4 separate regions of the Homo sapiens genome follow, and regions 1, 2 and 3 are each linked to region 4. A link is a loop called in an ENCODE intact Hi-C map of the cell type or tissue named here. Cell type or tissue: gastrocnemius medialis. All regions are shown on one strand. Each heading gives the region's core, and the rest is flanking DNA. Links, peaks and the distances in the headings are about the cores only. Region 1 overlaps LOC105370575 (a long non-coding RNA gene). Region 2 overlaps IFT43 (intraflagellar transport 43). Region 3 has its middle 61 kb from the start of GPATCH2L. Region 4 has its middle 23 kb from the start of ESRRB.

Region 1 (7,901 bases), core at 1,288-6,287, 86 kb after region 4:
AGGAAGATAATCTCAGAGATAGATGGCAGGATAATTGTTCGTAGCGCCGACGTAAATATTGTGTCGTTTCTATTAATCTCCGCGAATCGGCTGTCAGAGGTGTCACTCATTCATCACAACAAATTAAAAATAGAATTTTAAGAGAGAAAGTCACGCCTGGGGGTGGGGTGGGAGAGGCTGGGCTCGCTTCAGGAACTGTGAATAAGAGGGGGAGGTGTCGCCTGCAAGCTGTTGCCAGAAATAAATCTGGCTTCCCAATTTAATATATTTATTTATGAAAGCAAATGGTAACGAGGGCTGTAGATCTCTATTAACTTCCCTGTAAGAGTGTGCACACATGTGAGCATGTGCGTGCACATGCATTGATGCAGAATGCCATACTAAGCCAAAGCATGGGCTGCCACTCTGCTAACATTGCCCTGGGGTGAAGCATCCTCAGCCCCATCTGGACCATGGAGCATGGACCTCCCAGGGGCAGGTCACCTGTATTCTGCACACCCCAGCCTTTCCCAGCCAGTGAGGGGTGATGGTGGGCAGGTCTAGGCATTGAGACCCCCCTTCATATTAGAGATCTGAGATCATTTTAAAGATCAGAGATGGGCTCACTTCAGCAGCACATATACTAAAGATCAGAGAGAAGCAGTAACTGGACTCACACTGGTGTTTCTGAAACTGCTGGCGATTTTCTGTAATGCCGTGGCCTTGCAGGGTTATACAGGCACCGAGGAACATAAATCCAGAGTAAAGATGCTTTAGAGCGACATCTGAGTGACAAGAGTAGGAGCTCATTTCTTTGTCTCTCTCTTATTTCAATTCCTTGAGGGCTGAGGTTCCTCCATGAGAAGGCACCCTTTCCCAGGATCCTCCCCCACCCAGTCCCCCCTCCATGCCTACCCACCCATGGTGGCAGATGCAATAGACAACACGGGTTTTGCCACTGGTTTGGAGATCCTAGCACGCACCCATTAACCTAAGTCCCTCCTGCTTTGCTGCTGCAGAAAATATTTCAGTGCCTCTGTTCTCTGCTCTGGGTATATTAGATCAGCTCCAGTCTTTGTATATGTAGCTATTTATAACAATCGTCACCCACACATACTTCCAAAATGGATTTCTCAAAGAAATTGCAATTTCTCAAATTGCATACCATTTCTATTGCCTACAATGGCAGTGTGTTTAAGGTCCGTGAGCATTAGTCCCTGGTCCCCAACACTGAGCCTATTGTCTGGCACCACACTCAATCCACTCATGTTTGTTGAATGAGTGAGTGAGTAAGAGGGTGGGTGGATCAATGGATGGGAATCAGGGTGAAACTAAAATGAGGTGGCTTCGGAAAGTTAGGAATACATTGAGTGCCCAGAAATACATAAGTGAATTCCCATATAACTGCTTGAGGTGGGCAGAGAATTTGGAGTTATGCTTTCCAGAAACAAAGCAAAGAAGGAAATTCCCTTCCTTACAAGATTCACAATGTTCCTAAGCGTTGCTCAGCTGTTCCACAGAAGCCCAATTAAAGTCAGAAATTTCTCCCGAGGTCTCATCAAGTGGGCACCATGGATAAGGCAAGTCCCAAGGTCTTGTAGGTCTTTTCTCTTGGTTTCACTGGTTTCCTCAGGGAGGAGTCTTCGTTCTCCAACTTGACTTACGTAAATCCAACTGTTGAAGCTCCAGGAGCCAAGTGGGGAAAGGAATAAAGGAACTGATTTTCAGTGTAGAAACTCACTTAATGCTCCTATTTTCAATATGGAATCCCTGCCTTCAGCCATGTCTAGAATTGAGAGTCCAGAGCCTTTCTGGCTCAATTTCTCCAGAAAATAAATCTCTTTCCTTTCTCTGTGGTAGAGGAGGGGAAATCAGTAGCCCGCATTGTGGAGAGGGAGGAAGGAGGGTATAGGGCTTCTAACAGCTACTTTTCTGAATTTAAACCTGTCCTTTTTATTTTAGTCCCATCTAGCTTGTTTCTCTTCTCTTCTCTTCGCTTCTTTTCTCTTCTTCTCTTCTTTGAGACAAGGTCTCGCTGGAGTGCAGTGGCGCTATCTCGGCTCACTGCAACTTACGCTTTCCAGGCACAAGTGATCCTTCTACCTCAGCTCCCTGAGCAGTTGGGACTACAGGCATGTGCCTCCACACCCAGCTAATTTTTGTATTTTTGTAGAGATGGAGTTTTGCCATGTTGCCCAGGCTGGTCTCAAACTCCTGGGCTGAAATGATCCGCCCACCTCAGCCTCCCAAAGTGCTGGGATTACAGGCGTGAGCCACCGCGCCTATCCTCTCATTTTCAAGGGACCCGGTGCCTCTAATACCTCAGCCTTGCTGGGGTCCCAGAACTTCCTGTAACCTGCTTTGGGGTTCCGCTCTCACTCCCTCACACCCCTACCTCCGCCCCACTCCTGACTTCAGCTTTAGCTTTCCTTGGTTAGCCAGGTCAGCAACTCTTGTTCATTTGGTTTCCAACTTCCAATATTTAATTGCTATCATCTCCTTTTCATTTCTAATATTTAATTGCTATCGTCTTCTTTCATTTTCTTTATCCTTATGGGCCCGTGCCTTTTAAAATCCATTTATCATACTTTAGCTGGTTTGGGGAAGGGATGACAATAAATGCGTGTATTTCAATTTGCCATAGTTGATTCTGCATCTCAGCAGCCTTCAGATAATAAACATGCTTGTGTATTTCCTACAACCAATGTGGCAGAGCCAGCACTGTGGGTCCGCCATCCTGTTCTCTCTTGTTAGGCACTCGGGAGAACACACTTCTCAGACTCCCTTATGGACAGGTTGGGATCATGTCGCTGAATTCCCGTGAATGGAGTGTACCAGGGAATTCTGCGCATTTGCCCTCAAATCCCTCTCATCCTCAGGAATGAAAGAAAAACACTCAGGGACAGCTGTGTGCCAGCAGGGAGCAGCCTGGATCTCTGGGTCTCTTCTGGAGGAGACCCCCCCACCGACTCACCTTGCACTGTGAGGTGAACACGAAGTCAACCGGTGTTTAACCCCTGCGTTTCACTTAAACCTCTGTGTTTAAGCCAACTGTGTTTAACCCCTGAGATTGAAGGTTTACTTGTTGTCTCATCATGGTCTGGAATATTCTAACGAATACAACTGCTTTTTATAGCGTATCTCCATAAAAGCCAAGGGCATATTCCCAGAATAGTTGTCTAGGGGAGCAAAGCAGTATAGTGAGAGTACACAGCTTTCGGTGGTTCCAGCATGGCCTCGGGTGCACGCTGGAATATCCGGAGGAACTATCCGGGTGTAAACGCTCCATACAGTCCTCCATGTGAATTACTTTTTGAAATCAAAATTCTTATGAGTTGGCCAGTTAAGTCTTTGGGGTTATATTCCTTAGCAAGCATTTGTAATACAGATACTGTGTTTTCATTAAGTGTGGAAACATGGCTTTGAAAATGAGCCAGATGAGAAACGGAATTAACATGCTCTTAGGAAAATGAAGCTGCTGGCCCGTACTCCGCATGAACAGAAGGACGGCTGTGGGACCTCTAGAAAACAGCGGTGTTCCTCCAACGACAGTTCTAGAATTCCTCTAAGACGAGCACAGGAAGGTGGAGGTTCCAAGGTGGACGGTTAGAGTGGACATCTGGGATTTATCTGCCAGACAGTTATTCTCTTTCCTCTGGTAAGAAGCTCTAATTTTCCTTGAAGACCTCCTCTTTTCTTTCTATCAATGTTGGTAGAGTGGGGCTGACCGCCCCCGGCCCCGGCTCCCCGACATGCCCCCTCCCCCGCCCGCCGGGGCACGTGACCAGCTCTGGCCAATCAGCTTGCTGTGTTCTCCGGGCCACAACGATCCGCGCAGGAGGAGCGTGAGGTCTCAGGAACTTAAAGAGAATGAACCCTGGGGATTTTGTTGAAACTATTTGTAAAGACAGCCAACTGCTACCATTTACGTTTCCCCTGGGGTTGTTAGGCTGAATGGACGCGGACCTGGGGCTGCTGAAAACCCTGTTGTCTCCAGGAGGGGAGCAGTTTCCTGGAAATGAAACTCGTCCAGAGGAACGTAGGGCCTAGAGGTAAACGGGGCTCTTTCAGCCCCCGCTGGCTCATGGTAAATCCCAACTACATTTCAGGATTGGGGAATAAAAATGAAGAGCTGGAATAAGAAGAAAGAAAGTAGGGGCACTGGGCACCACGTGGCCCCTATGTTTTCCCTCTCCAGCATAATTCAACTCCTCTTGGCTATGAATATCTGTAGAAGCCCCACGTCTCCATTATGCCTCTGGCTGGCGGGAGGTTTTGTTTGTTTGTTTGTTTTAACCAGACTCCTTGGCATTCAGAGAGAACATTCAGGAAATGTATTGTGGAGGCAGACCATTAAAAACATGCACCTGGGCCGGGCGTGGTGGCTCACGCCTGTAATCTCAGCACTTTGGGAGGCCAAGGCGGAAGGATGGCTTGAGCTTCGGAGTTTGAGACCAGCCTGAGCAACATAGTGAGACCCCCATCTCTATTAAAAAATACAAAAATTAGCCCGGCATGGTGGTGCGTGCCTGTAGTCCCAGCTACTTGGGAGGCTGAGGCACGAGAATCACTTGAATCCAGTAGGTGGAGGTTGCAGTGAGCCAAGATTGTGCCACTGTACTCCCCCCTGCGCAACAGAGCAAGACTGTCTCAAAACAACAAACAACAGAATAAAACCATGCACCTGGTACAAGGAGTGAAGTTAACATCTCAAAAACCCTCAAACCCTGTAATTTTCCTGGTAGCTAAGATGCTTGATATCTCTTGGTATCTCTCTCTCCCTTTCCTTTCCTTTCCTTTCCTTTCCTTTCCTTTCCTTTCCTTTCCTTTCCTTTCCTTTCCTTTCCTTTCCTTTCCTTTCCTTTCCCTTCCCCTCCCCTCCCCTCCCCTCCCCTCCCCTCCCTTCCCCTCCCCTCCCCTCCGCTCCCCTCCCCTCCCCTCTCCTTTCCTCCCTCCCTTCCCTTTTGAGACGGAGTCTTGCTTTGTCGCCCAGGCTGGAGTGCAACGGCAAGATCTCGGTTCACTGCAACCTCAGCCTCCCAGGTTCAAGCGATTCTCCTGCCTCAGCCTCTCGAGTAACTGGGATTACAGGCACTCACCACCACACCCAGCTAATTTTTGTATTTTTAGTAGAGACAAGGTTTCACCATGTTAGCCAGGCCGGTTTCAAACTCCTGATCTCAGGTGATCCACCCGCCTCGGCCCCCCAAAGTGCTGGGATTACAGGCGTGAGCCACCGTACCCAGCCCTCTCCTCTCTTTCTAAATCAAGACACTTCTACTACCACAAAAACAAAAACAAACAAAAAGACAGGAGCAGTAGTAATGACTGCCAACTGCTACCATTTACATTTCTTGAGTGCTCACTGTGAATCAGGCCCCTAATTCTCACAGTGAGCCTGTGAAGTAGGTATCATCCTCCCCATTTTATAGATGAAGAAACAGACTCAATAGTTAAGTAATTTCCCAAAGCTAGGAAGTGGTATAATGGAGATTTTTTAAATAGCTTTATTGAGGTATAATTTACACATCATAAAATGTAGCCATTGTAAGTGTATTCCAATGATTTTTAGTGAGTTTACAAAGCTGTGCAACCCTTGCCACCATCTAGTTCTAGAACATTCCCATCATCTTAAAAAGATCTTTTGTCTATTTGTAGTCTCTCCTTGTCCTCCTTCTCTAGCCGCAGGCAGCCACTAATCTACTTTCTGTATTGATATGGTTTGGATCTGTGTCCTGTCCAAATCTCATGTCGAATTGTAATCCCCAACATTGGAAGTGGGGTCTGGTGGGAGGTGATTGGATCACGGGGGTGAATTTCCCTTGGGTGCTGTTCTCTTGATAGTGAGTGAGTTGTCATGAGATCTGGTCATTTAAAAGTGTGTGGCACCTGCCCCTTCTCTGTCTCTTCCTCCTGCTTCCCCTTCACCTTCCACCATGACTGAAAATTTCCTGAGGCCTCCCCAGAAGTCACTACACTTCCTATACAGCCTGCAGAGCTGTGAGCCAGTTAAACCTCTTTTCTTTATAAATTACACAGTCTCGGATATTTCTTTATAGCAATTTAAGAATGGACTAATACATGTATCTATAGATTTGCCTTTTTGGATATTTCATATAAATGGAAGCATACAACATGTATCTGCGTGGTTTGCATCTGACTCCTTTCACTTAGTTCATAAAGTTTTGAAGTTCATCCATGCTGTAGCAGGTATCCGCACTTCATTCCTGTTTATGGGTACATAGTAGTCCATTGTATGGACATGCGACATTGTATTTATGCATTCATTAGTTGATGGACATTTGGGTTATTTCCACTTTTTGGCTATTATGAATAACGCTGCCATGAACATTTGCATACATGTCTTTGTGTGGACAGAAGTTTTCATTTCTCTTCGGTATACACCCAGCAGTGAATTGCTGGGTCATAGTTAGAATTTCAGCCCTGGTCTGACCCCAAAGCCTCAACTCACTACCTTTTGTTCACTCCCTTCCTCATCCCTTAAGGTCAGTCTCCAGCAGCTCAAACCCTTAGCCAGGACATTCCCTTCCACTCCTCACTCTACCCCTACCTAGGGAAATATTGTCGTTTCCACCAAGTGACACACTGAGAAGATGAATGCCAGTGATGGGTCCATGGAAGAAAACTACCCTCTTTAAAGGCACAGGCAGGGAGAAGAGGGACTGCAGCAGAGGCACCTGGGGTCCCAGCTGCTTTCAGCAGCAGCTTCAGGCTCCTAGGATGTCCCAGCACAGATGCCACTTGTCCTCTGGCCTCCACCCTGGTCAAGAAGTAGAGTGATGACAGGTTCCTCTCACCACGTAGCTTCCTCTATGCCTTCCAAATGGAAGTGACACTTTGAGGCTGGCAAAAAACGTTGGGGTGGTTGGAGGGGATAGAATGGGGGAGATGACAGACACCTGCTGTCAAGGGCTGTCACAACAGAACTGACGGTAGCCATGCCTCCTCAGGTCAGGTTCGGAGCCAACACTGCTGCTTTCCCCACACAGCGACCAGCTCTCAATGGAGTCTTTGATGAGCAGCCCGCATTTGGCATCGTGGTGTCTGGCCTGCAGGGAGGACCCGGGGGATGTAAGCTCTGGGAGAGACCAGCATGGGTGCTGGGGCAGAGGCAGAGAGGGAGCTGCAGAAGAGAATTGTCTGTCTTTCCACCAGACTGTAAGCTTCTTGAGGGCAGGGACTGTGTCTGCCTACCATACTACAGGAGCAGCACAGCGTCTGGCACATGGCATAGCAGCTGCTTAGGAAATACTGGTGGAGCAAAAGAATGGGTGAAGAAATGAACAATTATTGGAACAGCTTCATCAGAGGCAAGTTGCAGAAGTTCAGTGGTGGAGGTGGCTATTAACCAAATAATTATGGCCATCTTCTAGATAGTTGGAGATGTTCTAGCCTCTGGGTAGGATGTTTCTTCAGGGCACATGTAAAATGAGAAGAGTGAGGTGGAAGGATCTTCTCTGCTCACAGCCCCTGAAGTGAAAATAGCAGTGCAGCCTGGGGCACCACCAAAATGCAGGCCTCTCTGCTGCTCCTGCTGCCACTGTTTGGCCTGGGTGGCTTGAGCACCTACCAGCCCTCACCTTTCCTCCATCCTCCCTCCTCTGCCTGTCCTTAGCCAGCAGCAGCCGGACCACCTGTACGGGAGCAGCCAGCATGTGGCAGAGGAGGTTTCATGCCACCTCTTGCCATCAGGGAAGACCTGCCTTGAGAAGCTGCTCACTGAGGGCCCTGGGAGATGCTAATGACCATAAAGAGTCATCCAGATGCAGAGGTGATGACAGTCTGTTGCCCTCTGTCTGCCACTGCATTTTAGAATAACCTTCCCTTCCTACGAATCCAGATCTAAAAGGTGCGGCAGTGTTTTAAGGCTTCCTTTAGAACTTCTAGCTATAAACCCCAGA
Region 2 (7,901 bases), core at 1,059-6,058, 300 kb after region 4:
TGACCTCAAGCAATTCTCCTGCTTTTGCCTCCCAAAGCACTGGGATTCAGGCATGGGCCACTGTGCTCAGCCCTGACTGTATTTTTAAACTACTGGTGACAGGTTAAAAACAAACAAGCAAGCAAACAAACAAGAACCTAAAACACAGTAGTCTACCACAGTCCACAGGGTAGGGAATTAGAGAAGAATCTGATATGGAAGTTCTGCCTCCCAGACTGTGTGAGGACAGAGGTTGAGGTAAAGAATTATGGGTCCTGGAGCACCTCTTCAGAGACACTTCATTCCCAACTTCTGAGGAAACTGAGGCTGTCGATGAGGCTTGTGTGACCTGGGCCCAGCCCTCTGACAGGCTGTCTGCAGAGCTGAGATCAGTATAGCCTTGGGCTGCCGGTTTATTTCTGTACTCAGGGCCCCTGTGCCTTTTTCCCCAAAAGTGGCTATTAGAAGTTTGGGGAACCTGGCAAATCATAATTCCAGCGAGATCACCTCACACAGAGCACTTTTCAATACTCTTCAAAGATATTCACATCTACAAACACTACCTCGGCTGAGTTCTGGAGAAGAGGAAAAGCAGGTTTCAGCAGCACAATTTTATACACAGAGAGGGACGCTGGGCACTGCAGCTGTGGGCTTCACCCAAATCACAGAGCTAGTTAGTGATGAGGCTGAAACTAGAATCCATGTCTCCCAACTTTCACCCTAGATTCCAAACACTTTGCCTCAAGCCTTTTCAAAGGAAGATACCAGTTGATTATCTAATATCCCTAAGGCACCCAGACATCTGCTTGGATTTACTGTGTAGACGGTCCCTTCTTGACTTCCTCTCCTTATGGAAGGCACGATATGGTATAGACAGCAAATTGGAAGCTGGAGAGAATCTTTTAAATTAGTCATTCTTCAACAGTGGTGCACCAGACTCATTCCCGGAAGCTTTTTCAATGTACATGGGCTGGGCTTACTCCTAATCTCCCTGAGGTAGTAACTTCCAGAAATGGGACCTAGTCACGTAGACAAGACTCCCTGCCCTAAGCCTTGAGACATTCAGCTGAATACTCCAGTTGCTAAGCAGCAAAACTGAAACTTATTTGCCTTCTCCTCCTGAGTTGCCGACTTTCTTCTAACGGAAGCATTAATGAACATGGACTTGACCTAAAGGATGAGAGGAGGAAGAAATAGCAAGGGGCCTGAATGGTCCACTAGGTGAAGTCTCTGTTCCTGAGTGATCCTGAAATTCACGCCCAAGTACGTGGTGTTCATGAAAACTAAGCAGGTGTTCTCCACCACACCAGGCCCAGAGCAATCCAGATCCGATTAGAGATGCTCGTTCAATATTCAAAATGTAAAACACAGAGGTTGCTGAATCAGCACTTTGAAAAGTTAATTAAATGCCAGGTTTCTTTTTAAGAGCTACTCCATCACTCACTGATTGCTTTGGCCATTTTGCAGAATGAAGTTTTAACCTGGGACAGTGACAGTAAACGTTCTCTCTCACCTCCGCCTCGTGGAGCAGGGTGAGGGAGCAAAGACTGGCTTCCCCTCCCCACATCACGGCGGGCTGATGGCCCTTTCCAAATTGCCTACAATGCTCAGCCACGAAGCTGCCAAGGACTCAGAAGCTTGGCTTCTCAGGTAGACGATGTGAAGGTGAAGGCGGTTGTCTTGCTGTCGTGACTTGCATTTAAAGCCCAGTACCTCAGCTCCACACTCACCCAGTCCCGTCCTGGTCTTCATCCCAGCTTCTCTCTGACCTACGCTTAGCCTCTCCTGCCTGGCTCAGCGCACCCACTCTCAACTCTCAGGGGAAAGAAAGCCCAGTCCCAGGTCTCAGCCCACCCTTCCTTTGTGCTGTCCCTTCCCCCACAAACCTGCCCTAAGAAGGATGACGACTGATGACAACAGTCAACATTTACTGAGTTTGTTAGGCACCAGCCACTGTCATTATAGTATTTATAATACTATTATACAATTATATAATCACATATGTCCTATACAGTATACATTATCTTATTTCAGTATTATAGTACCTTATTTTATTCTCTTTGTTTCACAGAGGAGGAGCTCAAGAGAGGTAAGTAACCTGCCTAAGGTTACCTACCTAGAAAGTGGTAGGGCCAGAATGCAAGCAGGGTGTCTGACTCCAAAGCTCAGTTCCCAACCCTTACACCATGGAGACATGCGGGCATTTCAACAGCATGGGAAATGCTCCTCTGCTTCAAATCCAACTAATATTTTCAGGACGGGGACAACTTTTCAACTTATAGTAGGGCTGTAGCTTTGTCAGTCCTGATGATCTGGTAGTTAATGTTGGCTTAATTGTTCTGTGATTTATTATATGTTTTATTTACAACGCAACAGTGTGCATCATGGCAAAAAAGAGACCCATCTAGCTAAGTCACCTTTCTCTCCATATTCCTCCCTTTTTGAAATTCTTTTGCTCAAATGTAATCCCTTTCTTTGGCATTTGGAGCCCACACTGACATTTGACGGTGTGATTTGGGCAGCTGAGCACAAGCTGGATCCCAGTGGCACATCTGTGACTTCAGCCACATGGGACCATGGCAGAATCTTGGATCCTCATAGTTTTATTCCTGCCTGCAGGGTCTGTCTCCTCCCTGCTGCATCAGGGGGCCTGATCTGGCCATCATGATCGAGTGGGACTAGCAGGTAGTTATGACCCCCAACTGCAGGGACCCCATGAACTTCTGGGGAAGAGGCCGCAAAACAACCTGGATTCCCTTCACCAGACAGAAGAGGCCTTAACTGCTGCTACATGGGTTATGTGCTGAAGGGTAAAAGGCAGCCCTAATGTAGACATCACCTCAGTTAAAATGTTTCTCTCGAGTTTAATGGAATACTGCAGAGATCTAAATGGAGATAAAGTACCACGGCTCAGAGAACAGCCAGGATGCTATCTTTATGCAGCATGACAATGTTCAGTGGTTAATTAGACACCGTTAACCTATTTTAGCAGGGGACATAACCGAGATAAATGGGGGGAAGCGTCCTTGAAGTCTCTTAATATCCACAGCACATACTGGACCCTAGACCCACCTCCCTGCTGCAAGGCAGAACAGGCTTAAAATAGACGAAAGTGCCAAGCACCTGGAGCCTTGCCTGTGCCCGTGGAAGGCCCTATGCGAGTCCATCCCTCAGGGATCACTCCGACCTGGGGAGGAATGTGAAGGGTTTGGATGAATGGTTCTGACTATAACTTGTTGCAGGTGAAAGAAACGCCAAAGCCATAGGAAGGCACCTGCATGATTCCCATTACAAAAGAGACAAAACTGCAGCCAGGGGCCAAAGGCATGAAGAAAAACTGGCCAGGGGAAGAGCAGGAAAGAGATACCAACTACGTTGATGCCAAAGCTACTTTACATTTTTAAAATGTCAAGTAAAAATTTCTTCCTCTGGAGGAAAAAAAATCAAAATGCCATTTTCTTGCAAGGTTTTCTACCCTCATAATTTTTAAATGTCCAAGAAAAATCTCACAGTTGCCTCCAAACCTCATTGAGGTAAATTTTACCAAGGCATGAGAGAGAGAAGGCAATATTCCCGGATCATCTAATGCCACCAGCAAATCCAGAACCAAGGCTCTACTTTATAAATGTGTGAAGCGCCAAATGAGCCTTTGCAGTGAAAACCCAAATGTGAGGAAAGGAGAAATCTGCCATTGTCATCTTGGCCACACTGCTCATTCAATCCCAGGCGGTACACTGGATAATTGGGGTCCCTCTGCTCTAAGCTGCCCCCACACCTGCAATACTCATTAAAAGCTAGATATTTCTCATGAACTGAAGTTTTCCTTGTCCAACAGATTTCTCCTCATTTAAATCTCCCCTGAAAGCTGCAGTCACCACCCTCTTTCCCCTCAGTTCCTAGTTCTTGCCACTCATGTGTTTAGCATCTAGTATATGCCGCTAGGTACCATATTTTCTTCCTTCTTTTAAAACAGGCAGGTATTCCCTAACACCCAAATTTTGGCACTCTGGGGTTTTAGGTCACGCTAGATCATATTTAGCTCCTGCCAGCACAGTTCATCAGTAAGATGTCTGGTAGACTGATAAAAAACTCATGCCCATGTCCTCTCTTTACACTGCCAAGGCCTAGTGAATCACAAGGCAATTCCTGGGAGAATGTTGCCCCCTGCTGCTCACATTAAAAATGACAGCTTTGTTTTGCTTCAAACTAAATGTGTGAAAAAAGGTTGAAATACACAGAAACGCTTTGAGTAGCTACAGTTATGGGAACATATAAAATGTAATATGCCTGCTATCAAGAAAAGGCAGCAGAGTTTAGAACTCTAGAGGTTTTAGCCCTCTCAAATGAACATTTTTTTATTCAGGAAACCATTACTGGATCACTAATCATCTACTAGGCAGGAGTGAGAGGTGTTGGGAATTGGGGATCTTTTGCTCAAGATTTTACAATCTGGTAGGAGAAAAGAACATTACAGAAATAACACTAACACCTCCATAAACTTACATACTGTAAGGCCAAAAAGACTCTCACCACCAGATGGGTACAGCGGTGTGCACCTGTAATCCCAGATACTCAAGAGACTAAGGTGGGAGAATCACTTCAGCCCACGAGTTTAAGACCAGCCTAAGCAACACAGCGAGACCTCATCTCAAAAACAAACAAACAAAACCCAAGAAAACAAACAAAAGACTCCCACCACATCCAAACACTCCCACCACATCCAAACACTCCCACCACATCCAAACCCTCCCACCACATCCAAATACTCCCACCACATCCAAACTGTCAGCTGCTAGATGAAGAAGTGGAGACCAGGAGTCCTCAAAGAGATCTAATGAAGGCTCCAAAGCCAGTGGACGCAGTGCTGGACCTGGAAACTGAGGTTCACAATCCCTCATTCTACTGAGCCCCAGATTTGACAGGACAAGTGAGGAAGGTGTAAGCAAACTGTCACAGGAGCACTAAAGAGGGAACCAGCCATTCTAGCTGGGGATCTGGGGAGGCTTCATGGAAGCCTTGCCAATGGAGAGATGAGGAGGCTTGCAATGGGCAGAAAAGCTGCAGGAGGGAAACCACTCGAACAGAGGTCAGAGGCATGCAGGGGCTGAGGTGTTCGGAAAACAGAAGGGGACATGGTGTGGCTGAAATAAGGAAAAGGTGGTGGCTGGAGATGAGAATGGCGTCAGGGCTGAGTGGGTAAGCAATAAGACCAAATAAGTTGGTATTACTGGTGTCAACTCTATAAATACATACACTGACATTGATCAGGGATCAGGAGGGATTTGGGGGCTTGAAATTAACCATGGGTTCTTTGCTTTCCCCCTTCAAGTTACTTATGCCCACATATAGAGACCTCAATGATCTAATATTTTGCAACTTACCTTGTATCCTGCAGTACAAAAGCAGCACAGAGCAGTTAAATGGAAGTTCTTATTCTTCCCACTGGGAGAAAGAAGGGGGTTGGGGGTGGGGAGAAGCAGCTAAGAAGAACCGCTGTATGAGTGTTCCCCAAATGTCTGCCATTTCCAAGTGCCACCTTCACCAATTTTGCTATAGCTATGTACTTTCTGCAACCACTTAGCATTTTCTTTAAATTGATTCCTTGGTTTTAATACATTTTTTTTAAAAGAAAACTCTACATCTTCATGGAAAGCTATCATCACCAGCCATAGGGAAATAATTGTAAAAAAAAAAAAAACACACAGCTTTTTAAAAACTACAAACTTTATTAGCTAGACATTGCTGTTTGTCAAAAATCCAAGAGCGTACGGCCTATTTTGTATTAAAAGGGGAGATTAGTAGGGTTAGAGAAGTGTTAAAGAAACACTGGCTGTAAATGGAGACTTTTCCATTGGCATGATCAGAGGATGTGAAAGCTAGTGGAAAAGAATAACTTTGGGACTAGACACGAATCTTGGGAAAATCGAGCTACAAGGATGGAAGATGGAGATAAACGAGACTGGATGTGGTGACTGAGACTAGTAGAAACCATGTGCCACAAGTCAAGGGACAAACTTCTCAGTGCTTCTGGAAACCTTTATTTCAATTCATGTTTAATTGCTGGAGTGGGTCTTTTACTTTTCCTGTACAGAAGTTTCTGCTCTATAATGGGGAAACCTGTAAAGATTTCCTTCTAGTAACTAACCCACCATCTTCTCTGCTTCTGTTCTTTTACATTCTGTGATTTCCCCGAAACCCCATAAATACACTGAGACTCACCCAAGTCATGAGGTACATGAAGAGAAGGTGCCTCAGTTCTGGTTGCTGGCATGCGAGCCACTGGGGGAGCACAGGACCATGTGTGGCAGCCTCCTGGGAGGCTCAGGGCCCACCCTGGTGAATCCCTGGTAAATAAGAACCAAGGGCACCCTGCCACTTCAACACGTGGGCTCTTTTACAATGGGTGCTGTGAAACCTGGAGAAACTGGTGTAGCCATCAGTATTCAGCTCTGGTGGGGGCAGCATGGGTCAAAAGGTAAAATCACTGACCGACCCACTAGACCAGAAAAAACTCGGATGATGTGAGGGGCCTCCATTTCCTATGCATATTTATACCTATGTGTGCCCAACCTGTTTCATCTATATTAAAATTGCTGTTGGGTACTTCTCCATACAGGACTCAAAAGAAAAGGAAAGAAGTAGGTGTGATGTTCACAGATGCATTTTATTTTTGAGAGACCGAATCCATCAAAGGGAGAACAAGGAGATCATTTATGTTCGGAGAATTTTAACCAATGGTTGGCCTCTCTAATCATTCCCTCCTGGCTTTCAGCTGCTCACTCTGCAAAGCAGCAGGTCCCCCTTAGCAGAGACTGGCTGGCTCAGGGGACACAACTTTTTTCCTTGGAAGTTTTTTTGTTCAATAAGATTGCTTCATACGATCAACATCTCAATTCTGTGAGGGTCCCAGAGGGTAGCAGTAAAGACAATTTTATTCTAACAGACTCACTCTTGCACAAATAGTATAGTGCATGGCCTTTTTGTGAACTTGAGATAAATGCGTGCAGCGCTCAAGGTTTGAGAATGGGCACGGCTGCAGAACGAGAGGCACATTCTATTATACTAATTAGCTGTACGACCTTGGGCAGTGGGGCAAGGTGACATTTAAGGGCCTTTCTAACTCTAAGATTCTATAACTCAGTGTCACTTAACCTCCCTAGTTCTCATTTTCTCCATCTCCAAACGGAAGGGGCCAGACTCCATAGCTCCTCAGGTCTCTCCCCAGCTCTGTGAATGATCACCAACCCTGCCTCCCCTTGATTCTGGCCCCCACCCACATCTGTTCCCCATTAATACTGCTCTCCATTCTGACAACCCCCACGCAGTCCCTTCCTTGCAACTGGTTTATCCAGCCCTAAAAATCTCAATCAAGACAGTGTAGTGTGCAGGTTTGGAAACTGCAATGACAAAAAAAAAAAAAAAGGAGGGAGGGAAGGAACAGAGGGAGGAAGGCAGGCGGGCAGGCAGGCAGGCGGGCGGGCAGTCCTGCCTCTTCCCTTTTTCAATTACTTTTAGGCAAAACAAAGTTGACCCAAACTCTCTTCCTACTTAAGAATTTAAGGCATTTTCCTCCTTGTTCTGTTTCTCTTTTTCTTAGCTGTTGTCAGACCTGCTACAACTTTCCACAGAAATGTTACTTCCCCCTTTATACTCCTCTCCTAAACAGTTAACCTGCTCTTAACATTTCCATTTGTTTTCTTCCTGCTTAATATGACTTCTTTATTTCCTTTCTCTCCAAGCAGTTGGAAAGAGGATAGCTACATAGACCTGCTAAACCTTCCAAACAGAGGGAACTCAGAAACCAACCTTCCTATTCCCCACATCAGAGAGGACTCTAAGAACCCCAGGCTCAATCACTCAGAATCAGGCCAGCCAAGGTATACGTGCTGAGCTCTAATCTCAGGCCCCAATTTAAACAACTA
Region 3 (7,901 bases), core at 1,446-6,445, 260 kb after region 4:
GGAAGAGGATCCAGCAGATCACCAACAGAAACACAAAACAGGGACGGACACTACTCACTCATCTGGTGCTTCTTGAGGATGGAATGAGAAAGGCCTGGGCTTAAGCCTCAGTTTCTCTTCTCTCTGAAATGGGCATGATTGCAGTACCCACCTCACAATTGAGAAGACTGAGTGGGATAATGTACAGAAAGCATTTTGCACGTTGCCTGACAACTGGTAAGAGCTTCAGACATGTTCGTTAGTATTATTATTGGAGGTTGGTAACATGCAGGAAGACATAGCTAACAAGGGCACTGCAGGGATGAAGGAAGACACAGCTAACACGGGCCCTGCAGGGACTTTACTCTTAGTCTTAACCACGTGCAAAGCCATCTAGGTGAATAGCACCTAACACGGTGTCTGGCCACAGAGCACTTCCCAATATGCATTAAAAACAAATGCTCAAAGGGCCCTCAGGAGATACCAACCCTGATTTTCCTTCTAAGTCCAAATATGACACCCCACCCCAAATACAGACTGGCTTAGCTCTTCAAGCCAGGCCTCCTTGCTCCGGCATGGGCCACTGTGTCCTCCCCACGTGGTCTAGCCCCTCTGGCTCCCCCTCACCCCCATTGCCTTGGAAAAACCATCCCAGAAGACGAGTGCTCCCTCTGCCACTTTCTTACCCAGCAGGTCATTAGAAAAGAGTCAAACAGACGCCTGTCCTTCCAGCATGCTGAAAGGCTAGCTCTGAGCCTGCACAGCGCCCTGGCCTGGGGTCTTGGCTGAGGGGCACTGCCTGAGGGGGCACTGGAGGCCCCTGTGCCTCCTGATCTAGCTCTCAGGGGCTCAGGGGATGCTGCAGTCTGGCAGAAAGAATTTGGAGGTGAGCCAGTGCTGGGCTGGAACAGGGTCCCTGCCAGGTTGTCATGAGAAGGCGGTGGAAGGAAGCAGGCTCAATCTGAACGGTCATCCCTGGTGGGGGTTAACGAGGAAACCGAATTGTGGATGGGGAATCTATGGCGTAAAGTGCACCACTGAAAAGAATGAGTAGAGAGTCACCGACAGAACAAGGAGAGAGGCACCGACAGAACGAGGAGAGAGGCACCGACAGAACGAGGAGAGAGGCACCGACAGAACGAGAAGAGAGGCACCGACAGAACGAGAAGAGAGGCACCGATGGGAAAGTTCTGCAAGGTGTGCTGGCAAGAGGAAAAAGCAAGTTACAGGCCATACTTGCAGAGTGGCTCCAATTACATAAAGAAAGCCAAGCTCCTGGTCTCTATTTGTCCACCTATGTGTACATCAGTGCCCTGAATTATCTGAAAGGGCACACCCTGCTCACCTCTGGGGAGGGCTGTGGAATGGGTGGGGGCAGAGCAGAGTGAAAAGGGATTTTTAATATATTTAAATATATAGCTTTACATTTAGTGAATATGCATTAATTGTTTAAATAAAGATGATATTTAAAAAATAGGATTGTGTGACCTTTAAAAGGGGTATTATTATTATTATTTTTTTTAAAGATCTGGCATCAAAAGTTCTTATATCCTCCAGGTCAAAAATACGATTGCAATGCAAAAGATGGCACATCCTGCTCTCTCGGGGTGATGGACTTTTTAAACAGCCTGGGGCCCTCAAGTTTCCCTGTGTCCTCCCTAATCTGGGCTCAACAAACCTGCACTTCCACAAGAATGTCAAAAACAGCTCCCAAATGCCTGTGTTTTACTTCAAATTGGACCATCTGCTCTCTCCAATAGTCAAATCTGCTAGATTTTCCTTTCCAAATGTAATCATGGAAAACAAAACTGAAGATGAAATTGAAAGGCTAGCTCTGAGCCTGCACAGTGCCCTGCCCTGGGGTCTTGGCTGAGGGGCACTCCTTGGGGGGCATTGAAGGCCCCTCTGCTTCCTGACCTAGCTCTCAGGGGGTTGGGGAATGCTGCAAAATGCCAGAGACGGTGGGGGACAGACAGGAGCTCCCCAACTCACCCACCTGAGATGGTGAGGGCTGATGGGGGAAAATCTTTATAGTCTGGTTCATTGGGGTATGAATCACATACAATAAAAATCATCCTTTTTTGGCCACGTGCAAAAAAGTAATCCCAGTACTTTGGGAGGCCGAGGTGGACGGGGCAGATCACTTGATGCCAGGAGTTCAAGACCAACCTGGCCAACATGGCAAAACCCCATCTCTATTAAAAATACAAAAATTAGCCAGACGTGGTCACAAACGCCTGTAATCCCAGCTACTTCGGAGGCTGAGGCAGGAGGAACCCAGAAGCTGGAGGTTGCAGTGAGCCAAGATCGTGCCATTGCACTTCAGCCTGGGTAACAGAGCAAAACTCTGTCTCAACAACAACAAAATTCATCTTTTTTTAAAGCGTAAGGTTTCATGAGGTTTTCAAATACAACAAACGGACATATGACTGCCACCACAATCAAGATATGGAACATTTCCACCCCCTAATCCCCACCCCTCAGCAACTTTCTCTCTGGTTCCTTTAAAGTCAATCCTTGCCCTGCCCCACTCCCCTAGGTTGGTTAATTTCTGTTCCCTAAAGAGCTAAATAATTTTTTCCCTCTTTGCTTAGTTCTCCTACTAAGTGCCATCTCCCCCATCTATGTAGCCTCAGTCTCCACCTAGAGAGGCACCTTCCTGTTCAACCTGTGTTCTACTGCCTTTGTCCTTACAACTGCAAGACCACGTTGGAGGGCCTTGTGCCTTAGGGATGGTGGGAAGCGGTCCTTCCTCTCCTGTCAGAACAAGCTGGCCCCTTCACAAAACCCACAGTAGCCTCTGCTCTGCCATCAGAGCATGCCCTGCCCCCTTCTGCCATATCAGAGAGGTGGCTTTACTTCCCGGCACCTGCCCCGGCAAGGTCTGGGGTGCAACTGCTTCTACATCTCTTCTCCCACATCCAGAGATGATCCCCAGATCCTGAGAGGCAACAGGTGTCGCTATAGAGGGCAGGCATCTCCTGTCTCCTGGCAGGCCTAGTATGTCATGATATCCCTTGTTCTCTGCCCATAAAGCCACCAACAGAGGCTATCCGTGCCCTACCTCAGCAAGAAGACACCAAGTTGGCTTCTACTCCTGCTGAGAGGGGACCAAATTCTTGCCGAGTGCCCCCTGAGGGGCTTCCAGCTCCTCCTTTTCAGGCCTTCTCAGTTGGGTTGGATTCCACATTGGTGCTTACCTGAATGAAAGAGGGATCTGCTACTGGCGCCCCACCGGGGATCCCTGACCTGAATCTCACCCACACTAGGGTTCATGAGCCATCTGGCTTTGGAGGTGAGCCTGCTCCCTATCCCTGTAACAGGCTGTGTCTTCTCAGCCCTGGCCAGGAGTTGTTGCCCCCTGAGTCTAGCTGGGCCACCACCAGCTCTCTGTTTGGCTCATCTGGGAAGCAGACACCAACGCGGAGCTGGAAGTGCAGGAGATTTACTGAGGGTAATTCCTGGGAAAGATCAAGGGGGAGGCGAAGGAGCAGGAGCAGGAAAAGCCTTCAGGTGGTGATGAGGGTCTGAGGCCTGAGAAAGGGGAGAGGGCAGGAAGGAGGACTGGAGGGCAAGTGTCTCAGACAGCAGCACAGCTTGGAGAAAGTTCTGGCCTCCCCACGGGGAACGCCGTGCAAAGATTGCAGCAGAAAGTCCTGTGCTGGCCAGAAATGGTGAGCCCTTGTACCACTGCCATGTTCAGTCACAGGCTGGGAAGCACATGGTCTCAGCCTGGACACGGAGTGGCCTGTGTAGAGACGCTGCTGGCTGCTAGGTGGCCCCCGAGGCCTCTTTATAATGCCTACACCGGCGGAGGCCGGAGAAGGAAGAAGGCAAACCTCCCACCTTTTCCTGTGACAGCTGAGCACAGGACAGACACCATCCACGTTGGGCACCTGGCAAAGGGTCCTGTTACTGGTCCTGGAAATAGCCTAGGACTCTGCTTCAACTCTTGTCAGATGTGTGCCAGACACAGAGTTAGACTGATCAGAGGAGGAGAACCCGTGGTAGGGAAACTGGGCCTTCTCCACAGCTTGCATGATGTGAGGTTAGATGGCAGGCAAGGGCCCTGGTTACTGACAAAGGATGCTGGCTTTTGTTAGTAACCAGGGTCCAGGCTCAGGAACATGACCTTGGTTGGATAAGTGTCGTTGGGGGACAGAATCCTCACTGGTAAAATGAGAAGATTGGGCAGGGCTCTTAAAGTGAATGCCTGCGTGGCCAGGCAGGAATGCGTCCGCGGAAGCACGTGGGCTGATCACCTGCTACTCATTAAAAGCTGTTGCTTCTCAGCTCCAGTCAATAGCTGCTCTAAGAACAGCAGCTCCAGAGTAGCCAGATCCTCCCATTTTCTTTCTTTTTCTTTTTCTTTCTTTTTTTATTTTTTATTTTTATTTTTTTGAGACGGAGTCTCACCCTGTTGCCCAGGCTGGAGTGCAGTGGTGCGATCTTAACTCATTGCAACCTCCACCACCCAGGTTCTAGCAATTCTTCTGCCTCAGACTCCCGAGTAGCTGGGACTACAGGCGCGTGCCACCACGCCCAGCTAATTTTTGTATTTTTAGTAGAAATGGGGTTTCACCGTGTTAGCCAGGATGGTCTCGATCTCCTGGCCTCGTGATCTGCCCACCTCACCCTCCCGAAGTGCTGGGATTACAGGCATGAGCCACCATGCACGGCCGATCCTCCCATTTTCTAAGAGAAGCTGGAAGCTGCAATTAATTTTCTGGATAGAAATAAGCAGCTGAACTTTGGGAGCAAGCAGTTATTTTCCAAGAGAAGCTGGAAGTCTAAACCTTTCAGTTTTAAATGTTGATAATTAACAAAACAATTAAAAACAGTGCATGAGCCAAACCCAACATGTCCTGTGAGTCAGCATCAGCCTATGGCCTCCAGTTTGTGACCTTGGGGTAGATGCCCACTCAGGTCCGGTCAGGTCCTAATGCCCTGTGATTTATGATCAGGCACAACAAGTGACCACTGCCTGCCCATTCAATGTGATCAGAACTAATCTTCATTGAGGGCTTACTTTGTGCCAGACACTTAACAAGCATCAGCTCAACAAGCATCAGCTCATTTAATCATCACAATAGCCCTGTGATTCAGGAATGATTTTCAGCGTCACTCCACAGATGAGAAAACTGAGGCTCAAGGAGTTATGAGAACATACCCAAGGTCGTACAGCTGCGACGTGGAAGAGCACAGATGTGAACCTGGCATCATCCCATTCTCAGCCACCACGCCTGCCTGCCTTGCTTCCTCTGGGCTGACCATCAACTCACAAGGGACACTTCAGCACCACGCAGCCCACATAGCATCCAGGGAAATTCTGGGACTGACACTTAAGAGGAAGTCCCCAAATTCTTGTTCATTCTCCATTCAGGGCTGTGGCTCTCTCACCCCTCCTGTGCTGTCCTTTGGGGACACACCTGCAGTCTGCTGGCGGACGTGTGGCTGCTGGGTGGAATCTACCGCCGCTAAAGGTCTGGAAGAGATAGCGTTCTGCAGGATTCTTTCTGGTCTTCTCCCAGCCCCTCCTTGGCCAGGTGTTTTCTTGTGGGGAGCACAGGAAGGGGATGCTCTCCCTCCTCCCCGAGGCAGCGCTGGTGGCTGCAGCTGCAGCAGCTGTTCCTGGGTGGGCTGGCCAGCCAGCGTTCGGTGGGAGCCAAGAGCCCCTGCAGCCTGGGAATTCTGGGCTAATGCTCAGTCCTGGCATGGTCTCCTCTCTCACTGACCCCTCCAGTCCAGGTCACCACGACAGATGCTAGGAACATATGCCGTGAATTAATTCACTCCGGCACAGCCACAGAAGAACGGCTTCTTCCTCGTTCTGCTCCCACCACCCTTGCTTTCTGATTTCTGCCTTGCCAAAAGAAAAATCAACATTTTCCCCTTCCCTTGCTTCTAACACCCACTCCACTGGGCCTTCTCTTCAATATCCTGAGCCCGCTGACAAAGGCATTTGGCTCCTAGAGACTTCCTCACCCCCACATCCCAAGTAGGATCAAAGGGCCAAGAAGGAGCCAGATGTCCCCCTTTCCAGCTTTTTTGTCTCCAGATAGATCATGTCCCTGTTCCTGGAACTGATGAGTGCTCGTTTCCTTTTCTTAAAGAAAGGTTGTCTCTCCTTTAGGGGCCAGAATCTCCCCACCCTTCTAGTCTTTCCTTACATTTAACTCAAATCACTCCTGCTGCAATGAATTTCCTGGATAGAAACAAGCAGCTGAACTTTGAGAGCACGCAGGTTTGTTATTTCTCATCTTCATTCTCTCCTCTAAGGAGGGGTTGGCAACATTTTTCTGCAAAGCGGCAGATAGCTAATATTTTAGGCGTTGTAGGCCAGACGATCTCTGTCACAACTAAGTTCTGCCCCTTGTAGCATAAAGGCAGCCATCGACAAATGAGCTGTTGTAAACAAATGAGCACGTAAACAAATGAGCATGGCTGTGTTCCTGTAAAACTTTACAAGAACCAAGTGGCCTTCGCTCAAAGCAAATCAGCCCCACCTCTGTTATTTCTTGGTGGGCGAAGTATCCCTCTCTCTCTCCTCCCATCTGTATTTTGCAGATCATATGGGCTCCTTCACTCACACACTATTTATTTGCTAGCTTGTGAGTTTCTAGAGGTCAGGAGTGTGCTTTATTTGACTTTGAACTCCTGGAATAGGCATGCAGTTGGATAGAAATGCGATCAACACCTAGTCTTGGACTGGAAGAGCTTACAGGCTAGTGGGGAATACAGACAGATGAGGCCTATGTTCTCAAAGCAGAGATAAACTCAATGATAGGAAGAAGGCAGGGAGGGAGGAATCAGAAGAATATGCCTCCCACAAACTCAACAGCAGCCTTTGAAAAAATTAAGGACAGGAAACAAGAAAAAAGTACTTACTTAACCCTGATATCCTAAAGAACTGAGGCCCTGAAAAACAGTTTGGCAGTTTCTTAAAAGTTAAACGTAAACATACCATATGATCCAGCAATTTAATTCCTAGGAATCTACCTAGGTGGAATGAAAACATCTGTGCAGCCGGGCACAGTGCTCACACCTGTAATCCCAGCACTTTGTGGGGCCGAGGCAGGCGAATCACTTGAGCTCAGGAGTTCGAGACCAGCCTGGCCAACATGGTGAAACCCTGTCTCTACTGAAAATACAAAAATTAGCCGGGCATGGTGGCACACGCCTGTAATCCCAGCTACTCAGGACTGTCCAGAATCAGCAAACTGATGGGGCCGGAGAGCAGTTGCCCAAGGCTGGGGATGAAAGCAGGAATTAACTGTAAATGGACACAAGGGAATTCTGTAGGATGAGGAAAATGTTCTAGAACAGGATTATGGTGATGGCTGCAGAAACTCATATATTTCCTAAAAATCACTGAATTGTACAACTTCAATTGTGTACTCTTAATTTTACGGCACACAACTTTTATCTAAATAAAGCTGTTACAAATAACAAAACAAAACAAAACCTGGTGCCAAGCCATCTTTCCATCCATGGCTGAGAAGTGATTCATGAGGGGAGATGAAGGTGATACCCCCTAGCAAACTGCAGGCACTGTTGCCATAAACTGTCACTTTTCCTACGTTAACTTTTCAATCTTATCCAGTTCTCAAATCCAATAACAGCAGCTGGCTTTTACTGGGCGCCACAATCCCAAGAAGACAATATTAATATCATCCCATTTTCCAGATTAGAAAACAGGATCAGAAAGGGAAAGCAGCTTGCTCCAGGGCCCAGAGCTACAAGGCAGAGCTGGGACTGGAGCCCCATTCTGCCTGATTCTAGAACCTGTGCTCTTTGCCACTGTTATTTACTCCTATTCCCTCTACCTACCCTTTTCCCCATTGACTCTTTGACCTGAAGGAGAAAAGCATGGTGCTGCTTGGTCAAGCAAGGCAGAGTCTACGCTTCCACATCTCTCTGCA
Region 4 (7,901 bases), core at 1,254-6,253:
CTTAAAATTTCTGGATATAGATTCTTCTCTCTCATGCCCCGTGAACCCAGAAAAATACTTCTGGTGGCACTGGGCAGGAGTGGTGGATGCTAGTAGATTATCCCTCATTGGGGAGGAGTGGCGGATACTAGTAGATTATCCTCCATTAGCTGGGCTATAGCTTGGCAGGGGCACCAGCAGGAGCCCACACCCTCCCCCAGGGGGTGCATGTGGAGGAGAGGGGGTTCAGGGAGAGAGTCAACCTTCCCTGAGGATCCTCAGAGGAGCTCCTAGTGGCCATCAAAGGCCCAACAAGGCCCCTTTCCCTCCTCAGGAGAGATGGAAATCATGGGGGACAGACAGTGAGGGAGCATAAAGTTGGACAAGAGAATAAGAGTGAGTTAAAACCCACAGGAGAATCCAGCCTCGCAGAACAATTGCAGGACCATGCGCTGATGGGGCTGGACAGGAGTGATTATTTATTCATGCATTGCTTGTTCTCCATTTCCTAAGGGACCTGCCCCCTCCCCTTGAAAGGCAGGCAGCACCAAGAGGATAGGATGAGTCTGGAGTTAGCACAGAGTGGGGAGGTCTAAAAAGAGGGTGCACACATGGGGCCATGTGAGGTCAGTGGGGTCACGTGAGGTTGGTGGGGCCACATGGCCATGGGCCAGAAGGGCAGGCTGGGGCTAGAAGGAATCAGACTGTGGGTTTCAATGACAATGTTCGTTCTGTCATCCTAGAGTCAGGATAACATAGAGCACAGGCTTTGGGGCTAGAGTCTCTGGGGTAGTCGTATAATCTGAGCAAGTCTCTGTCGCAGTCTCCTTATCTGTAAAATGGGAGAGAGAGAGTACCAGCCTCCTAGAGTGATTGTGAGATTAAATGGGTTCATAGGAGAAAACACTTAGACAAGCACATCCCATAAACCTGCTCCTCCCTGCACCACAATGTAGGAGTCAATGCTTTGCTGTAGACACAGCCAGGCAGAGAAAGGGTAAGGAGGGTCAGCCTGTGCTCTCTGCACCATCACTCATGAACCCAGAAAATGCCCAGAGAGAAACCCTAGCCCCTTCTCTGACTCTTCCACCCATTCATTCACCGATCCATTTGTGGTGATGATGAGAAAGGGCTGTGGAGCAGGTCATGTCAATGACAGCCATTCCTTCAACTTCTACCTCCAGCTCCCCATGGCTCCCTCTGGGCATTGCAAGGAAGAAGCAAGTTCCAACCTCCACTTGGCTGGAGCCCAGAGAGTCCCCTGCAGCCCCTCAAGGTTGGGGGGAAGAGATTGCGGAAGAGGGTCATCTGATCCTCTGCACACCAGACACCTGGGGCCAGGGTGGGGTGAGAGAGAATACTATTCACCATGCCTCATTTTCTGATTGGAGCAGGAGGCTGAGGGTGCAGCAGGAAAGTGTTGATGAGGAAGATGGGGAACTAACATCGAATGATTCCCTCCTATGTGTTGGACCCTGTGCTGGGTGCTCTGATGTATACAGTCTCACATATACATATATTATCCCCACTTTACAGAGAAGAAAACTGAGGCTCAGAGAAGTTAGGCAGCTTGGCCACCCTTGAGCATTTATTACTGCCCAGCATTGTACTGTCCAGTGAGGGGGACCCAGACAGGACAGAATATCTGATTTTTCTTTTTAAGTGGTGTCCATTAGAGCAGGAGAAATGACTGGCCTGGGAAAGTCTTGCAAATGATCCACATTGATACAAGCTAGAGTGCTCAGTGACATGGCTTGGATGGAGTACTGTGGGGACGTGGCAGACGAAACAAGTGACTTGGGCCCAAGAGGGAGTGGTGAGGCTTGGGCTGAGTCTTGAAAGTTGGGAACCATGTGGATGGGCAATGGGGAGTGAGGGAAACATGAGTGGTGAAAGGGAGAAGGGCGTGGTAAAAGTCTGCCAGGGTCCTTAACACACACAAACTCAGTATTTCGGGTCCCAAGCTGCCCTATAGAGCAGCATCCCCAGCCCTGGTAGCTGTCCCTATCTTTGTCCTTAACTTCTCTGAGCCCTACTTGGGTCTCTACCGCCTCTGGCCACCTGGCCCCGGCTTCAGACTGCAAGGAAGGCTGCCTGGAAAAGACCCATCCGAGGAGGAAGGTATACCCAAAGGGTGACATCTTTCCAGGGGAGACCCTAGAGAATAAAACAAACACGGATTTCAAATTCTCTCCTCCTTGGCCCGTGCAGATAAAGCCCAGGACCGGCCGGGCATGGTGGCTCATGCCTGTAATCCCAGCAATCTGGGAGGCTGAGGTGGGTGGATCACCTGAGGTCAGGAGTTCGAGACCAGCCTGGCCAACATGGTGAACGTTCATCTCTACTAAAAATACAAAAAATTAGCCGGGCGTGGTGGTGGATGCCTATAATTCCAGCTACTCAGGAGGCTGAGGCAGGAGAATCTCTTGAACCCAGGTGGTGGAGGTTGCAGTGAGCTGAGATCGAGCCATTGCACTCCAGCCTGGGCAACAAGAGCAAAACTCATTTCAAAGAAAAAAAAAAAAAAAAAGCCCAGGACCTACCTACACAAATGAGGCACACTCTTCCACCCCCGAGACCCCATGGGTTCTTGTGGGTCAGCCCCTCACCTTATTCTGGTCCCTCAGAAGCCTTTGGCCTAAGACACTGAGCACAGAACAAGGGACTGTGGTAAGAGTGTCTCCCATTTGGGTCACAATGTTGGATGAATCCCTCACCCCCGGGACCTCAGCCTTTACATCTGTAAAATGGGACTAATGCACTTGTCCTCCCCCTTCAGAGTGCAATGGTGAGATAGGTCCCTGGAAAAAGGCTGCTGCTATGTGAGCCTGGCTTCATCGCAGGAGCACTTGCCATGTCCCTGGCATCGTACTAGGCAGTGGAGAGAGCAAATATGAACAGAAAACAGCCTCTGCTGTCAGCAGCCCCACAGCCCAGTGGTAGGGGCAAGCAAGTAACACTAATGACAGGCACATGGAGAGGTGAGGGTGGAAGTGTGGGTGGGGGGGGGGGCGGGTAGAGGACCCTGGGGGCCAAGGAAGGGCTCACAGAGGAGTTGGCCAAGCAGATTTCCCGGGGGTGAGGAAGGGCATTCCAGATGGAGAGGTCAGGGTATGTGGATGCAAAGCAAGGGAGCAGGACCAGCCACACAAAGCTCAGCAGGGAGGCAGCAGGACCCAGCGGGGCTGACATAGGCTTGGAGTCAGGCTGCTAGGGTTCAAACCCCTGCAATGTGTGACCTTTTAGTTTTCTTTTCTTTTCTTTATTTTTATTTTGAGACAGGGTCTCGCTCTGTTGCCCAGGCTGGAGTTCCATGGCTCCACCATAGCTGACTGCAGCCTCAGCTTCCTGGGCTCGTGATCCTCCGGGTTCAGCCTCCTGAGTAGCTGGACCACAAGTACACACCACCACATCTGGATAATTTTTAATTTTTTTGTAACTAACATAGTGAGACATAGCGTCTCACTATGTTGCCCAGGCTGGTCTCAAACCCCTGGGCTCAAGCGATCCTCCTGCCTTGGCCTCCTGAAGTGCTGGGATTACAGGCATGAGCCACCACACCCAGCCCTTACAATCTGTGATCTTGGACAAGTCACTAATCGCTCTGTGCCTCAGTTTCCTCATAGGCTCTCCTGTACTTATAGTTTCTTCTCTTGTCCAGATAAAATGAGTTATATGCACAAAGCACTTAGAACAGTGCCTGGCACATGCTTAGCGGTTCATAAATGATGATGATGATGAAGTGATGGGGCTGGAAGGCCTAAATAAACCCACACAGAGGCAGGCAGGGCGGGAACTGTAATCCCCGAGTCTTAGGGGATGGTAATGGCTGGCGAACCCAAGACATACAGGGTGAACCTTAAGTCAGGCGGATTTGCAGAGATGAGGGCCTTTCAGCTGCCCATCGGTTTCAACAGCACATCAGAGAAAAAAGTGGTGGGGTTGGGGACTGTAAAAACAGCTGTCTCCTAGCTAAACTCCCTCCTTTGAGGTTAGAACCAGGAGGGCAAGCCCTGAAACCTCACCAAGATAAGGGGGTGCTGCCCTCTCCCCAGCTCTATCCAGGGGCTGTTTCAACTCCCGGACTCTCCGGGACAATGGCACGCTCGTGAGAGAGGCCGCAGAGCGAGGCAGCTTTTCTCACAAGAGCAATGGAGAGAGAGAAAGCCAAGGTCTAGGGTGCCTCAGAGGGCAAAGGTCCGTGGCCACGGGACGTGCCTGTGCCTACCCGGCGACCCTGCGCGCGGCCCGCAGGAGCGCGGCGATTCGGGGCCGTGTGCCACCAGAGGGCGCGCTGGATCTCAGAGTGTGCGGAGCGCTCAGCGAGGGGCGCGCGGTGGGAACTAGGAAGGGCGGACGGTGCTCGCCTGTGTGCGCGTGGGGGCGGAGGGAAAGAGGGGAGAGAGCCCGCGTTCCCAGAAAGCCCGGAGTTCGAGGGTTAGGGCTTTCCAATCAGCTAGCTCAGAGCAACCGGGGCCGAGGACATAGAAAAGTTACACTAGTAATATCAAACTTACACAATACTCACCATGTGCCAGGCACTGTTATCCAATCCTCACCAGAAAGCCAGATGTTATTATTGTCTCCACTTTATAGTCAGAGAAACTTGAGCTTCCCTGCGCCAGAGGTCCCACACCTGGCTGGGGCTAAACCTGGGATTTGAAGGCCCAGGGTCTGGCTCCAGGGCCTGTGCCCCCAACCGGTGCCCTGTAATAATACTTCTCTAGTAATCTAGTCTCCCAGGTCCGCTTGAGGCTTGATCACTTTCTCACTAGCAGCTCCCTGGTTAAGGTAGCTCAACCCTTTCCTGCAGAAGAGTTGAGTAGATACGTTCCCGCTTGCTAGGCTGGCATCACTACTGCAGCTGCCCCAAACCTCAAAGACTGCTCAGTGGCCGCCAACAGGTTCTGATTTAATTAACATGTACTGAACACTTACTGCATGCTGGGAACTGAGTTAAGGCATTTACATAGGTTCTTATGCAATGCTCCCAATGATGTGTAAATTACGTGTACTTGTTCTGATTCTCATTTTACACACGAAAAAAGTCAGGCGGGTAAAGGAGGGTAAGTGGTTTTCCTGAGTCACACAGTTCACTCCAGCCTGTGGAGCTCCAACCACCATATTCACTTATCCATTCATTCAACAAATCTACTCTGTGCCAGGCACTGACTCAACAGCGAACAGGACACTTAAAAACCTGTTCACTTGCTTTCTTGGAGTTTGCTTTTTTTTTTTTTTTTTTTTTTTAAGAGACTGGGTCTCACTCTGTCTCCCAGGCTCGAGTGCAGTAGTGCCATCATAGTTCCCTGCAGCCTTGAACTCCTGGGCCCCAGTGATCCTCCCGCCTCAGCCACCCAAGTAGCTGTGACTACAGGCATGAACCACTGCACCCAGTGAAGTTTATACTCTTCATCAGCTATAGAGAGTCCCCCACTGACATTCACCCAGTCCTTGTTTCTTGTTGGTTTATGAGAAGAGGTGAGAAGAGGTCATATGCTCTGAACAGAAAGGAAAACAAGCTTTTTGCATATGGTGGCATACATGAGATAATATTCCTTCACCTTCACCCAGAAGGTGGTATACTGATGGCTGTTATGGGTTGAATTGCATCCCTCGAAAAGATATGCTGAAGTCCTCACCCCCAGTACCTGAGAATGTGACCTTATTTAGAAATATGGTCATTGCAGATGTCAAGTTAAGATGAGGCCATACTGGAGCAGGGCAAGCCCTAACCCAATGCAACCAGTGGCCCTATAAGAAGAGGAGAAGACATGGGGATGACACAGACATGTTACAACAGAGGAGACTGAAGTGCTGCAGCTCCAAGCCAGGAACACCAGTGACTGCCAGCAACCACCATAAGTGAGGAAGACGTAGGAAGAATCCTCCCCAGGGTTTTATAGGGGGCATGGCACTGCCCATACCTTGATCTTGGACTTCTAACCTTCAGAACAGTGAGACAATACATTTATTTATTTTTAAGCCACTCAGTGTGTGGTACTTTGGTATAGCTGCCCTAGGAAACCACTCTAATGATATTAACTTTAATTCTTTTCCATTCATGGGGATGGTGTGCTCCCTCATCCAGGTTCTTTTTCTCACTCCAGCCCCACAGTGGCCAGGGTTGGGGGAATACTGAGGTGATGCACAGGTGCAAAGCTCACCGGCCTCAATGACATCTACCCCCAACCTGTGGTCTCAGCATCACCATCCTCTACCTGACTGAATAGACCCATGGTTACCAGTCAAGATGACAAAGGTGTATTCATCTGGCAGAGGCAAGGCAGACAGCAGGCAGGTGTGCCCAGGGCCCCTGTACCTCACCTGCCAGCCTCACTCAGCACTGCCAAAGCCTCATGTCACTGATGTACTGCCTGTTGATTCCTGCCGAAGGACAGGGCAGAGGGAGAAGCTGCGTCCTGCTAGTCCATCAAGCTGTGTCCAGGTGGTCCATGGTGGCATCAGGTAGAGGCCATCAGCCTTGTGGGGAGTCATGCCTGACCCGGTCTCTCTCCCTCAACAATCACCCCCTAAAGTGCCTCGATACAGCTGTCATTGTACCTGGCTCATCAGAGGGCTTCAGGCTCTGGGAGACAGAATATTGATTTGCTTGGCTTAGGATATTCTGGTTTGAAAATAAACAAAGTGCCAAATCTGAAAACTGGGGAGTGACTCAGTCCCTCATTGTGAAGTTACAGACACTAGTGGCTTCTGCCGTCCTGGTAGGTTGGGGCCCTGGCAACAGTCACTTTGAGTCTCCTGGGCAGCCATGCAAGTGTTTCTCAAACCCCTTCAGCTTGCTGACATTTTTCTGGATGTACAAACATTCGCAGGCATATGTCCTGTCTCTCTAGGAAGGTAGCAAACTTCTCGAGGGCAAGGGCTGTTTTGAATTGTTCTGTGTCCAGCACAGTGTTTTCTATGATCAAAGGAAGCTAGGCACATGGTCCGCCCTACCCACACCCCTGGCTGGCTTGAGGGCGGACATGCTTTAGTGAGAAGTAGAGGTTCCTTCTGGATTGTCCAGCCCAGCTTATGTGGGAGGGAGAGGAGCAGAGATTCAGGGCAGTTGCTCCATGTAGGTGTAGAGGAGCCCTTCATGGGAACCTCCCCCAGGATGGGAATTTCAGAAGTTGGGGCAGGTTGGTGGGTGGCAGCAAGGGAGTAGAGGAAGAAAAGAACGCTCCAGTATCACTCACTAAAAGAATACTTGTCTCCCACAGGAACAGGTACCCAAGAAAAGGAGTGTGAGGTGGCAGAGAGAATAGTAAGCCTGATGAATCTTACTGAATGTAAGCCTGGTTTTCATTAGACCCACCCCAGGCACATGGACCCTACTTCCCCAGTAGTGCAGCAGTATTTTCCTAGCTGCAAAGGCTCTTTCCTTTTCCTGAGTCTTTCCTTCCCTTTTTCCCTTCTCTATTCATTCATCACTAAACAAATCTTTAATGAGCACGCACTCAGAGTCAGGCACTGTTCCAGGTGCTGGGGACCCAGCAGGGAAAAACCAGACAAAATGACCTGCCTCTACGGAATTTACGTTCTAGTGGACGAGGATGCTCTCTGCTTTCCTTTTTCTCATCCTTCTCTTACCACCCACTAGGCTATTGGTAGTTCAGATAAACCCCAACTAGAGAGTCCAAATCTCATTCATTCATTCATTCTAGAGCTGTCCATTAAGTGCCTAGGATGTGCCAGGCACCATTCTAGACCCTGGAGATCTTGAGCATCTCGCAGGAGGCCACACCTTCTTGGGTTAAGGACAGTCTAAAAGAATTACCCCTCCCTTCCCAGACCAGTGCATCCCTCTGGACACAGAGATGTTGCAGGAAACTCTTGATTATTTGTGGATATTGCGTACAGAATGTAGATTGAGTTAGGTGTGAGCCACTGAGATCTTGCCTTTCCCTTTGTTGCCT

Evidence for each region. Peaks named below come from ENCODE experiments on the same cell type or tissue, not always from the same donor. Only the 100,000 strongest peaks of a DNase experiment are listed, where the experiment ranks them.
Region 1: a loop joins it to region 4, with 3 times the contacts of the local background. A loop is called at or near these places in 2 of 110 quality-filtered maps.
Region 2: a loop joins it to region 4, with 12 times the contacts of the local background. A loop is called at or near these places in 95 of 110 quality-filtered maps.
Region 3: a loop joins it to region 4, with 6 times the contacts of the local background. A loop is called at or near these places in 3 of 110 quality-filtered maps.

What each region holds. Positions count from the first base shown.
Region 1 is chr14:76,263,833-76,271,733 of GRCh38, reverse strand. All of the region lies in intron 2 of LOC105370575 (a long non-coding RNA gene), which reads left to right. Among named protein-coding and RNA genes, the nearest start is that of ESRRB, 110 kb to the left of the region's middle. RefSeq lists an enhancer at 3,714-4,008. In gastrocnemius medialis, for the core only: a CTCF peak has its summit at 3,984; a DNase peak (open chromatin) is centred at 3,783; H3K4me3 peaks cover 1,376 bases; H3K27ac peaks cover 970 bases.
Region 2 is chr14:76,047,234-76,055,134 of GRCh38, reverse strand. All of the region lies in intron 3 of IFT43 (intraflagellar transport 43), which reads right to left. Among named protein-coding and RNA genes, the nearest start is that of IFT43, 65 kb to the right of the region's middle. In gastrocnemius medialis, for the core only: CTCF peaks have their summits at 3,947 and 4,150 (motif pointing left); no DNase peak of the experiment used is centred there.
Region 3 is chr14:76,087,096-76,094,996 of GRCh38, reverse strand. No RefSeq gene overlaps it. Among named protein-coding and RNA genes, the nearest start is that of GPATCH2L, 61 kb to the left of the region's middle. In gastrocnemius medialis, for the core only: a CTCF peak has its summit at 3,764; DNase peaks (open chromatin) are centred at 3,726 and 4,206; H3K27ac peaks cover 2,759 bases.
Region 4 is chr14:76,349,315-76,357,215 of GRCh38, reverse strand. It overlaps a transcript of ESRRB not described here. Among named protein-coding and RNA genes, the nearest start is that of ESRRB, 23 kb to the left of the region's middle. RefSeq lists an enhancer at 3,980-4,169. In gastrocnemius medialis, for the core only: a CTCF peak has its summit at 4,255 (motif pointing right); a DNase peak (open chromatin) is centred at 4,425; H3K4me3 peaks cover 720 bases; H3K27ac peaks cover 938 bases.